Linked DNA regions of Homo sapiens: region 2 is linked to region 1. Evidence: chromatin contacts called from ENCODE Hi-C or POLR2A ChIA-PET data. All regions are on one chromosome and are shown on one strand. Each heading gives the region's core, a stretch centred on a gene start or an enhancer-like site at or near the end of the contact. The rest is flanking DNA. Distances are from core to core; before and after follow the strand shown. Region 1 holds the start of LL0XNC01-250H12.3 (a long non-coding RNA gene). Region 2 overlaps LL0XNC01-250H12.3 (a long non-coding RNA gene).

What was found. A loop is a pair of places that touch in the nucleus more often than their neighbours do. ChIA-PET counts read pairs that join two places held with the same protein, here RNA polymerase II (POLR2A). Pooled maps may share reads with other maps.
Region 2: a pooled map shows a loop between it and region 1 (2.4-fold over the local background). The contact joins the enhancer-like site here to the promoter of LL0XNC01-250H12.3 in region 1. A Hi-C loop is called at or near these places in 3 of 168 maps with a recorded cell type or tissue (MCF 10A, endothelial cell of umbilical vein and mammary epithelial cell) and 2 of 50 pooled maps. POLR2A ChIA-PET finds 5 or more read pairs at or near these places in 2 of 52 experiments (MCF 10A and WTC11).

Annotation. Positions count from the first base shown.
Region 1 is chrX:103,402,166-103,407,874 of GRCh38, forward strand. LL0XNC01-250H12.3 (a long non-coding RNA gene) reads left to right here and starts at 2,615. Exons shown (of 6, transcript NR_188440.1): 1 at 2,615-2,931. RefSeq lists an enhancer at 2,606-2,775.
Region 2 is chrX:103,439,113-103,444,821 of GRCh38, forward strand. The region is part of intron 2 of LL0XNC01-250H12.3 (a long non-coding RNA gene); the gene reads left to right. Among named protein-coding and RNA genes, the nearest start is that of LL0XNC01-250H12.3, 37 kb to the left of the region's middle. RefSeq lists enhancers at 1,325-2,010, 2,011-2,697. Within about 2 kb of position 3,584, at least 2 of the 41 ENCODE cell types and tissues checked have a DNase peak (open chromatin) inside an H3K27ac peak, as active enhancers do; they include mammary epithelial cell, where a contact is called at or near this core.

The DNA of each region.
Region 1 (5,709 bases), core at 1,365-3,864:
TGCCACACCCAGAGAAACAGAACCAGTAGGGCGTGTGTGTGTGTGTGTGTGTATGAGATAGAGAGAGATTCATTTTAAGGAACTGTTTCACATGATTATTGGAGGCTGAAAGTCCAATCTCTGTAGGGTGGGCTTGCAGACTGGAGAATAAGGCAGATCCAATGTTGCAATTCAATTCTGAAGGCTATCTGTTAGCAGTATTCCCTTTTGCTCAGGGATGTCAGATTTTCGCTCTATTCAGGTCTCCAGATGATTGGATGAGGACCACCCACATTATAGAGGGCAGTCTGCTTTATTCAGCGTCCACTAATTTAAATGTTAATCTCATCCAAAACCGTCCTTACAGAAACACTCAGAATAATGATGATGAGATATATGGGTACCATGGCCCAGTCAAGTTGATGCATAAAATTAACCATCATACTTACACTAAAAAATTATTCATTTTTATCTGGAATTTAGATTTAACTGGATATCCTCTATTTTATCTGGTTGCCCTAAACATGGGGACTCTGTGCTGAACCAAGGTGCTCCAGGAAGCAACCCCAACTGAGCTGCAGGTGGCATCAGCACCAATTGTCTTTCATGTGAGTAAACTCTCTTGGATGTCCCAGTGGAGTGTAGCCCCACAGCCCCGCGAAACATACACCACATGCAGCAGAAAACACATTGCTGAGCTCAGTCAACACTCAGATTTCTGAGAGATAATAAATGGTTTGTTTTGGGGTATTCGTTAGGTAGAAATGGTTATCTAAAACATGGTTTGGGTGAACTTTTCCCCTTTTTCTGTACTTTGTTATCATTGGATATCAAAGGGATTCTCTTATCCTTGAAGGCTTGGTGGGACATTGTTATACTAATAATTTTGAGTATAGTCTCTGTGTTTGTTTGTGTGTGTGTATAAATTTCTGAATATTTAGTCAATTCCTTCTTGAAGGAATTTTCAATGGAAGCTATCACAATATATGATTTTCAACCTACTCTGAATTTAGAACCTAATTCCATGAGATGAGCCTCTATTGAAATCACATGAATTAAGGTACTGACAAAGTGTTGTCACAAATGACTCCACGGGGAAAGCCTCAGAGATTGGCTTTGGCTTGGTGAGTATTCGTTCTGAACAAGGGTTATTTACGTACTTTAAGAAGTGTTTCTGAAAGAAGAGATCTTGAAACTCTTTCTCCTGCTACAGGGGATAGCCTTGCAAGGAAGCTACTTTCCATGGGAACACATAGGACTCCTGCACCAGACAGCAGCTTGATATGCATTGCAGTCCTTGGCCTTTATGATTTTCCTGTCATGGCACTACTTGGTGGATAAATCTTTTTCAATTCTGTGGATCCTTCATAGGAAGCCCACATGCCAGCAAATCTAAGTCATCTTCTCCAGTATCTTCTTTATGAGGAATAAAGTCCATGTATTTTTCTTCTTTCATCTATTTATTACTTGATTTCAAGCTTAGACTTGAAGCATGGAGGTAAATTGCTTAAAAAATCCAAGCAATTTGGAGAAAGACAATAGAAATAGTTGAGCCAGTGAGGCACAGAAAGAGGAGTAGCACTGTGGGCCTATTGTAAGATCTACCTCTGGGCTGGGCTCGGTGGCTCATGCTTGTAATCCCAGCACTTTGGGAGGCCGAGGCAGGCGGATCACCTGAGGTCAGGAGTTCAAGACCAGCCTAACCAACAGGGAGAAACCCTGTCTCTACTAAAAATAAAAATTAGCTGGGTGTGGTGGTGCATGCGTGTAATCCCAGCTACTCAGGAGGCTGAGACAGGAGAATTGCTTGAACCCGGGAGGCGGAGGTTGCAGTGAGCCAAGATTGTGCCATTGCACTCCAGCCTGGGCAACAAGAGTGAAACAGTGAAACCCCATCTCAAAAAAAAAAAAAAAAAAAGATCCACCTCTGAGGGCAGGGAAGAACAAGTGCTCCTGAAGAGCAGCTTACTACCAAGAATTTTGAAGGGAGGCAGCCTGGGCAATGCAACCCCTTTTTCTTCTTCCCAACTCACCAATTAGAGAAGTTCCTCCTGTGACAGAAAAGGATTGAGTGTATAGAGAGTCTAGAAATGTTGTGGTCATGAATGTCCCTCCACATGTAGGAATGAAGGATAAGAATTTTCTCAAGACAAACCATTGCATGGTTGAATTGATTAGGTTTCTAGGCTTGCATTACTGAAATAACTCTGAGATATCTTAAATGACTTATTTTGTTGTTCCTAGATCTTTTAGTCACATGATTATAGACAGTCTTAGTTTTCTGCCACAGATGGATAACTGATTAGTGTGGTGTGTGAACTGTACATGCTCCTCCTCAGTGAGCTAGCTTATCTCCAAGAGCTCCAGGTCTCTGTGCACTGGTGATATTCCTCTACTGTCACTTTTAAACAAAACTACTGACAACCGGGACATTGTTCCATCAAACCTGGCAGAATTCTATCAATTGGCTCCGTCCCAGCCTAGTTCCTCTAATTATTATAGCTACCCAGGAAGCCGCCTGAAGAGTGAAGCCATTTTCTCTTTGTGAAAGCCAAGGAGTCAAAAGGCCACTCTATGGCATTTCCGGTGTGCTGGACCAGCCTGCGTATCACGGTTGCCATAGAAACCTGACGTCATAACGGCGACCGTGAAGACTTTTAAAATAGAGACCAACGTGGCCGGGCAGGAAGAGCAGGGTCCCGCCTTCAGGTGTTTGGGACTCAGCTGAGGGTGTGGGTGCCCCGCGGTGGGGGCTGAACCTTCCTGGGGTGTGGAGAGACGAAAGGAGCCCAGATCCAAGTTCCCTCGTTCCCGCTTTGGCATAAGTTGCCCTGGCGGTCTCATGAGAGAGAGAAAGAGCTGGGACCCTCCTCGCCCCAGTGAGTGTGATGTCTTGCTCCGGGTGTCCTGGGGCAACTTTCTATACAGGCGGGACGTGGGAGGATCAGACAGGTAAGGACTCTCTGAGCCCAGCGTCCCGTTCTGTAAAATGAGGATAAGAATGCACACCCACAGGATTGCTGCAACCTGCAGTGATAACACAGGTGCAAGATGATAGATAGCCCTGTGGTTGTTATGGGACGATGGGTGCTTTATGGATTCAGGCTATTTCTTTTCTTTTATTTTTTGAAAACAACAGAAATTTATTATTTTACAGTTTTGGAGTTCAAAAGTCCAAAGTAGGTCTCACTGGGCTAAAATCAAGGTGTCAGCAGGGCTATGTTCCTTCTGGAAGTTCTAGTGTAGAATGAATTTTCGTTTTTTTCCAGCTTCTAGAAGCTGCTGGCATTCCTTGGCTCATGCCCTCACATTACTCTAACCTCCATATTGTGGTCACATCTACTTCTCCGATTTTATTGCCTCCCTATTTCCCTCATAAAGACCCTTGTAATTATATCAGGCCCACCCATATGATCCAGAATAACCTCACCATTTTAAGATCATTAACTTAATCACATCTGTAAAGTCCATTTTACCATGTAATGTAACATATTCACTTGTTCCAGAGATTAGGACATGGATTTCTTTGGGGCAGAGGAGTGTTATTCAGCCTACAGCACAGTTGTATATTAGATACTGTGCTGGATAGCCTCAATTTGTCTCTTCAAAGCTTCCACCCCTCACCACCCTACTCTGTGCTTCACAGGTCTGATCCTTATAGATTACATCAACTCAGATCCCTTCTCCTTAGGCTTCCAGTTGGGTTTGGCCAATGGGAGATACTAGCAAGTGAGTGAGGGAAAGATGGGGTATGTGTCCCCAGTGCCAGATTCCTTGGTGTTGGGCTACAGGTTGGTAGTGGTTGTGTTCCTCTACCAAGGGCTCAGGCAGTTTCCTCATTCTTTTTTAAAGTTGTTATTAGGTGATAGATGGAAAGGAGAAGAAAAGGCCCTGGTGAGAAACTCATTGTTCCTTCTGTTGTTATGATCACTACCTGATTGTGTCAGTGTCATTGGTCACTAATTCAGTGCCCAGCATGGTTGCAGGCACAGAGTCACTTCAATAAAGCATAGTGATTGCTGGAGTCTGTCTCTCCCCAGGAAGCACTTCACGGGGGCAACTAAACTTATATCAGGTGTCTGAAGGAGGTGGGTTCTGATGATCTAGGTCATGATGACTGCTGAAGCTTCTACTTCAGATTTGCAGGACAGCAGTCCTCAGGAGATCTCTAGCACTTCCATCCTTGGTGGGATATGATGCCTGGCTCAAGTGAGTTCATAGATCTGAGCAGAAGTATGTTGCAGAATAGTAGCTGTGTAGTTCACAAAGTAGTCTAAAAGTAGAGCAGCCACTTTGATCTTATCACTGGAAAAGAGGCTCAACAGGTGGATTTCATTGCGTGCATCAGCAGCTACATGCTTTGTAGTATCCCTTGAGGCCCATTTGGAGCTACCTTTCTTAAAGCAATGAATTGTTCAGTTGGGGAAGAAACTTGATATTTAACATGCATTTGTAATAAATTTACACATAGTTTTCTGACTGTATAAATAATAATTCATTATTCCCATGTATCTCGGATGGAAGTTGAAATATGCAGGTGGTTAGAAGGTCTTCATAGCAATTTGAGATTGTAATATGCATGCTTTCATGGTTAGCGTGTTTTCATCCATTCTGCAATGTAATTTTTTAAGAGGCCAGGAATTTATTAAGTGTTAGTTAAATGTCAGGTACAAGAATTTAGTATTTTTGAAAATAACAATTACTTGATAGTTTGCCCAATTATAATGATACCTAGTCACATCTCCTAAAATAACCAGATAAGCCTAAGTATTATTATTATTATTTCGTAGGAAATAACATTTTCAGTTCTATAGTACCTGGGGTCCCTACCCCTCCTACCGCCCTGTCTCCAGGCAAACACATTTCTGTCACTGTAGATTTGGTTTTATGTCCTAGAAATGTATTTAAGTGGAATCATAGAGAGGTTTTTTTAAGAGGAATCTGGCTTTTTTCATTCACCCTATTTAATTTTAGATTTATCCATTTCGTTGCATATATCAATAGTTTATTCTTTGTTATTGCTTAATAGCATTCCAGTGTATGGCTATACCACTATTTGCTTTATCCATTCACCTGTTGGTGGATATTTGGGTTGTTTCTAATTTGGGACACTTATAAATAAAGCTGATATGAACATATGTGAATAAGTCTTTTCATAGACATACGCGTTCTTTCTTTGGGGTAAATATTTAGGAGTGCAATTGCTGGATATATGGTAGATATAAGATTAACATTGTAAGAAACTGCCAAGCTGTTTCCAAAGTGGTTGTACCACTGCTGTCACCAGCAGTGTGTGAGAGTTTTATCCTCCCCAACCTTGCCAGTGCTTGATATGGTCAGTTTCTTTAATTTTGGCCATTCTTACAAGAATATAGTAGTATCTCATTGCAGTTTTCATTTACATTTCCCTAACGATTAATGTTGTTGAGTATCTTTTCATGTGTTTACTTGACATTTGTATATATATATCTTCTTTAGTGGAATGTCTATTCAAATATTTTGCCCATTTATTTACTTAAGTGTCTGTTTTCCTCTGACTTTTGTGATATTTTCTATATTCTGGATACAAGTCCTTCATCAGATATATTATTTTAAACACTTTCTCCTAGTCAGGGACTTGTATTTTCATTTTCTTATCCATATATTTGGAAAAGCAAAAGTTTTTGACTTTGAGGAAGTCCAATTTATTGATTTGTTCACTTACGGATTGTGGTTTTCATGTCATATATT
Region 2 (5,709 bases), core at 2,334-4,833, 38 kb after region 1:
AGCTTGATTTTATACATTTTAGGGTGACATAAGTTATCAATAAATATATATAAGATGTACATTGGTTTGGTCAGGAAAGGCAGGACAACTGGAAGCCAGGGAGGGGGCTTCCAGGTCATAAGCGGTTTTAAAGATTTTCTGATTGGCAATTGGTTGAAAGAGTTATTATCTAAAGACCTGGAATCAATAGGAATGTCTGGGTTAGGGCAAGGGGTTGTGGAGACCAAGGTTTTATCATGCAGATGCAGCCTCCAGGGAGAGGCTTCAGAGCTCTTATCAGACCTAAAAAGGTGCCAGACTCTTCGTTAATTCTCTGCTGGATCAGAGGAAAGACCTGGAAAGGATAGGGAATTCTCTACAGAATGTAGATTTTCACCAGAAGGGACAACTTTGCAGGGCCATTTCAAAATATGTCAAGGAGATATGTTTTGTGGTAAAGTACTTTGATTCCATTCAGGGCCTGCTATCTTGTGATGCTATACTAGAGCCAGTCTGGAATTTGGTGTCTTATTTGGTGTCTTTATTGCTACAAAGTCTTGTTTTGTCAGTCTTAAGATCTCTTTTAATGTTAATGCTGGTTAGTTGTGCCTGAATTCCAAAGACAGAATAGTATAATGAGGCATGTCTGACCACCCATTCCTGCCATGGCATGAACTAGACTTTCAGATTTACTTTGGAATGCCCTTGGCCAAGAGGGGAGGTCTATTAGTCTGTTGGGGGCTTAGAATTTTACTTGTGGTTTACAGAACCTTTGAGAAGTGTTTGGGCTGTGAAGGCTCTACCTTCATGAATGGATTGTCATTATTACAGAAGGTGGTTCATTATTGCAGGAGTGAATCTGTTATAAAAGGGTACATTCAGGTCTCTTTTGCCTCTTGCCCTCTGCCCTGTGATGATACACCAAGAAGGCCCTCACCAGATGCTGGTCCCTCAATCTTTGATTTCTCATCCTCCGTAACTGTGAGCCAATAAAATTCTGTTAATTAGAAATTACCCAGTCCCAGGTATTGTCTTATAGCAGCAAAAACAGACTAAGACAGGAAATTGGTGTCAAGAAGCCTGGCTGTTGCTATAAAAAATACCTGAAAACGTAGATGCAACTTTGGAACTGGATAATGGGTGGAGGCTGGAAAATTTTGGAGGAGCAGGGTAAAAAAGCCTAGATTTCCATAAATGGAACAATTCAGGTGAGGGCTCAAAGAAGAGAACTGTAGGGAAAGTCTGAAGCTTCTTAGAGATTACTTAAGTGGTAATTGCTGGGTGAGGTGTCAGAGCCCCAGCATCAGAAAGTGGTTGACTTGCAGGTTGGTAAGAATTTACTGACAACAGTATAGGTTTGAAAAAGGAAAGTTTTATTAGAAAAAAAGTATGTTGCAGAAGAAATGCAGCATTTACGGACCTTAAAGTGGGAGCTTAAGTGTAATTTGGACCATATTAGCCATGTAGGTCATAATAAGTGATTACATTTGTAGACATTTTGGTTCCTTAATGTCAGCAAGGGTTGTACAATGAGTTTTGACATGCATGGATTCCAGAGATGTACAGAAATTCTAGTTACTTAGAAAATTTTTGAAAGAGGCCTGGAACCTTTAGGCACTAGGGAAGTTTAATTACTTCTAAATTCCTCAGATAAGGAATTTTGCCTCAGAATGGCCTGTTTGATGGTTGCCAGGTGTTTTTGGCTTTCTTCGTTACACTTCTAAATTCCTCAGATAAGGAGTTTGTGTCTCCAGGGCTTACTCGATGGCCACCTGGTGATTTTGCTCTCCTGACTTTCCCCCTGACAAATATTTTGGTAAAATCTTTGACCCTCTAGTAATGATCAGAATGTTCATAGAAATATGGACAGTAAAGGCCATTCTGATGAGGTCTCACATATAAATGAGGAACAAAGTATTATAAACTGGAGGAAAGGCCATCTTCATTATAAAGTGGCAAAGAACTTGGCTGAATTGTTTCCAAGCCCACACAAGGGCTTTGTGGACGGCATAGTTGAAAAGCAGTGAGCTAGGAAATCGGTGAAAGAAACATCTAAACAAAAAAACGTTCCATATGTTGTGTGTCTTCCTTCAACTGCATACAGTAAAATGCTAGAGAAAAAAATGATTTAAAGATGGAATTTATAATTAAAAGGGAGCCAGGCACGGTAGCTCACGCCTGTAATCCCAGCAATTTGGGAGGCCAAGGCAGGTGGATCACTGGAGATTAGGGGTTCGAGACTAGCCTGGCCAACATGGCGAAACCCCATCTCTATTAAAACTACAAAAATTAGCCAGGTGAGGTGGCACATGCCTGTAATCCCCGCTACTCAGGAGGCTGAGGCAGGAGAATCGCTTGAACCCAGGAGGCGGAGGTTGCAGTGAGCCAAGAGCACACCACTGCACACCACCGTGGGCAATAGAGTGACTTCATCTCAAAAAAAAAAAAAAAAAAGTGGCGGTGGGGTGGGGAACAAAACTTAGAGATTTAAAGGATTCTCAGCCTAGTCAGGTGGTAGAGAATCAAAGAGCACTTTCAGGAGAGGAAACCAAGGATGTTTCCAAGTGACCGTTTCATAAGGAGATTGGTGTGGATAGAAGGAAGCCAGGGGCTATTCATCAGAACAATGGGAGAATGAACCCAAAGTCACTTCAGAGATTACCAGTGCCACCCTTCCCATCACAGGCTCTGAGTGCCAAGACCTGGGTGAAGGAAATATGTCAAAAAGAGAGGCTGAGGACGACCTTAGAACCTTTGGACTCACGTCCCAGGGCTGCTTCAATTTTCTGCTCCCCATATTCCAGTGCAGCATTTCTTGACTACCCCAGTCATGGCTCAAATGGGCCAAGGTGCAGCTCGACCTGCCACACTGGAAGGTACAAGTCATAAACTGTGGTGGAATCCACATGATGCTAACTCTGCAGGTGTGCCGTATGCAAGAGCTGTATGGGCACGTCTTCCTCTACCTAGATTTCAAAAGATGTTTCAGAAGCCTTGGTGGACAAGCAGAGACTTGTTGCAGAGGTGGAGCAAAAGCAGAGAGCCCTCACTAGGGCAATGCCCAGTGGAAACTCAGCTTTGATGTGGAAGTTCTGCTGGGCATTTCCTTAGTCAGGGCTCTCTCCAGTCAGAACTGTGGGGTCAGAGCCACTGCAGAGAGTCCCCACTGGGACAATGCCTCGTAGAATTTTGGGAGTGGACTGCCTGAGAGACCCCAGAATTGTAGGGCTACTACTGTGCAACACCAGCCTAAGAGAGCTGCAGGCATGAGACTCCAACCTATGAGAATTGCTGTGTGGGCTAAGCCCAGAAAAGACATAGGGGCAGAGCTGCCTAAGGCCTTGGGGGCCCAATTTCACCTCAGTGTGTCCAGGAGATGGGACATGAGGTCAAGGAAGCTTATTCTAGAGCATTAAAATTTAATGTTGTTCACCCTGTTGAATTTTGGACTTACGTGGGACCCTCTTTTCTTGTCTATTTCTCCTTTTTGGAATGGGAGTGTCTATCCATTGCCTGTTCCACCACTGTATTTTAAAATACATAACTTGTTTTGATTTCACAGGCTCACATCTGGAGAGGAATTTGCCTCAGCATGAATCATGCCTTCCGTTGAGTTAAATAAGACTCTGGACTTAGGCCTTTTTAGTTGATGTTGGAACGAGTTAAGACTTGTGGGGCTATTGGGATGGAATGAACGTATTTTGTATGTGAAAAGGACATAAGTTTTGAGGGGCCATTGATGAGATGCTGTGGTTTAAATGTTTGTCCCCGCCAAAACTCGTGTTGAAATTTGATTGCCATTGTTACAGTATGGTTGAGTATAACTTTTTCAAAATGCTTGGGATTAGAAGTGTTTTAGCTTTCAGATTTTTAAATATTTGCATTATACTTACCAGTTGAGCATCCCAAATCAAAAAATTCAAAATCTGAAATGCTCCAGTGAGTATTTCTGCAGGTTATATTTGCACTCAACTGCTTCTGATATTGGAGGATTTCAGATTTCATATTTTCAGATTTGAGATGCTCAATCTGTATTAAGATGTGAGATAATTAAGAGGTGATTAGTTAGCTAGGCATGGTGCTGTGTGCCTGTGTTCCCATCTGCTTGGGAGGCTGAGAGAGAATCACTTGAAATTTGAGGATACAGTGAACTATGATTGCAGCCTGGGTGAGAGAGTGAGGCCCTGTCTCTTTAAAAAACAAAAAAAAAAAAGAGAAAGAAAAAGAAAAAAAAAAAAAGAAGTGATTGGGCCATGAGGGTTCTGCCTTCATGAATGGATTAATGCCATTATCACAGGAGTGGATTTCTTATCACAGGAGTAGTTTTGTTATACAAGGGCAAGTTTGGCCCCCTTTCACTCTCTCATTTGCCCTCTTGCCTTCCACCTTGTGATGACACAGCAAGAAAGCCCTCACAAGATGCTGACATCTTGATCTTGAACTCCCCGGCCTCCAGAACTGTGACCCAATACATTTCTGTTCATTATAAATTACCTAGTCTCAGGTATTTTGTTACAGCAGTGCAAACGAACTAAGGCATATGCCATTCATAAAGAAATAAGATAGGGAAAAGTGAAAAGTAATAATGTTGTGAAATACATTATTTGCACAGACCTAGTAAAACAGGTACTTTCATCCTGTATTTTGTTGGGAGACATTAGTATAAAAGATTTTAAAATTTAATCAGGCTAGCTTTTAATGTTCATGCTCTTTGACAAAGCAATGTTCCTATGGCAACTTATCATCCAGATACAGCCTGAAGAGGCCATAGCCATCATCACTTACATGTCCCAGCTACTTCAGACTGGCCATTTTTCTAGCTGGCTTGTTGCCTTCAGCCCCCTGCCGCCCACCCTGCTTCATCCATTCTTCCATCCAAGCAAGAAAATCTGTCTCATGGCTGGATCCACCTCAAGCATTGATATAGAGCAGTACTCATGTTCTTCTACCTCTTGGTTCAAACTAGAAAATCTACCATGACAAGATGCTACAAAACACGTACTCCTAACCACAATAGACAGCCATGGAGCTACTTCAAGCATTGATATGGAACAGTGCTCAGGTCTCTACTCCTGGAGGGCCTTGTAGACATCCAATCTCATCCCTGCCTGAAGAAGTCTCCCACCTGTCCCCTTTCTGTGTCCTCAAAGGCACAGGCAGGTGAGGGGCCTTTGCTTCTGCTTCTGGCCCTGCCATAAACCTCCCTTCAGACAAGGGGAGGGGGCACAAAGGCTGGCTTCCTCCTGTAGAAAGGGTAAACACAGGGAGAACAGAGATAAACCTCACAGCAGCACGTATCCTGATAAATTTGCTAAAGATCCCTCACTAGCAATTCAAGGTACCTAGGCTGGTAGGTTCTGTCCCTGGCTCTGGCAGTGGACCTGGTGACCAACCTCTTTACCATCTAGCTCTGTGGTTAGCAGTATCTGTTTTGTAGTCACATACATCCATGAAGAGAGGATATTGATACCTCACTAGCAGGGCTGTCATGAGATTAAATCCAGATGCTAACATGAAGAACCTGGAGCTAGGACCCTCTGAACAACCTGCTCCATAAGTAGAAGCTGTGTTTCTTCCCTGGAACAGGGAACTCATGTGACAACTTGACCTGCCCTCTCAGCCAGGGCCCCTAATCAGGATGCAAATCAGAGTCACATTGATGAGCCTTTTGTAAACCCTCAGCTGAAACTCTCTTGTTGGTGGTAATAGGACTTCTGTACAAAGGCCATT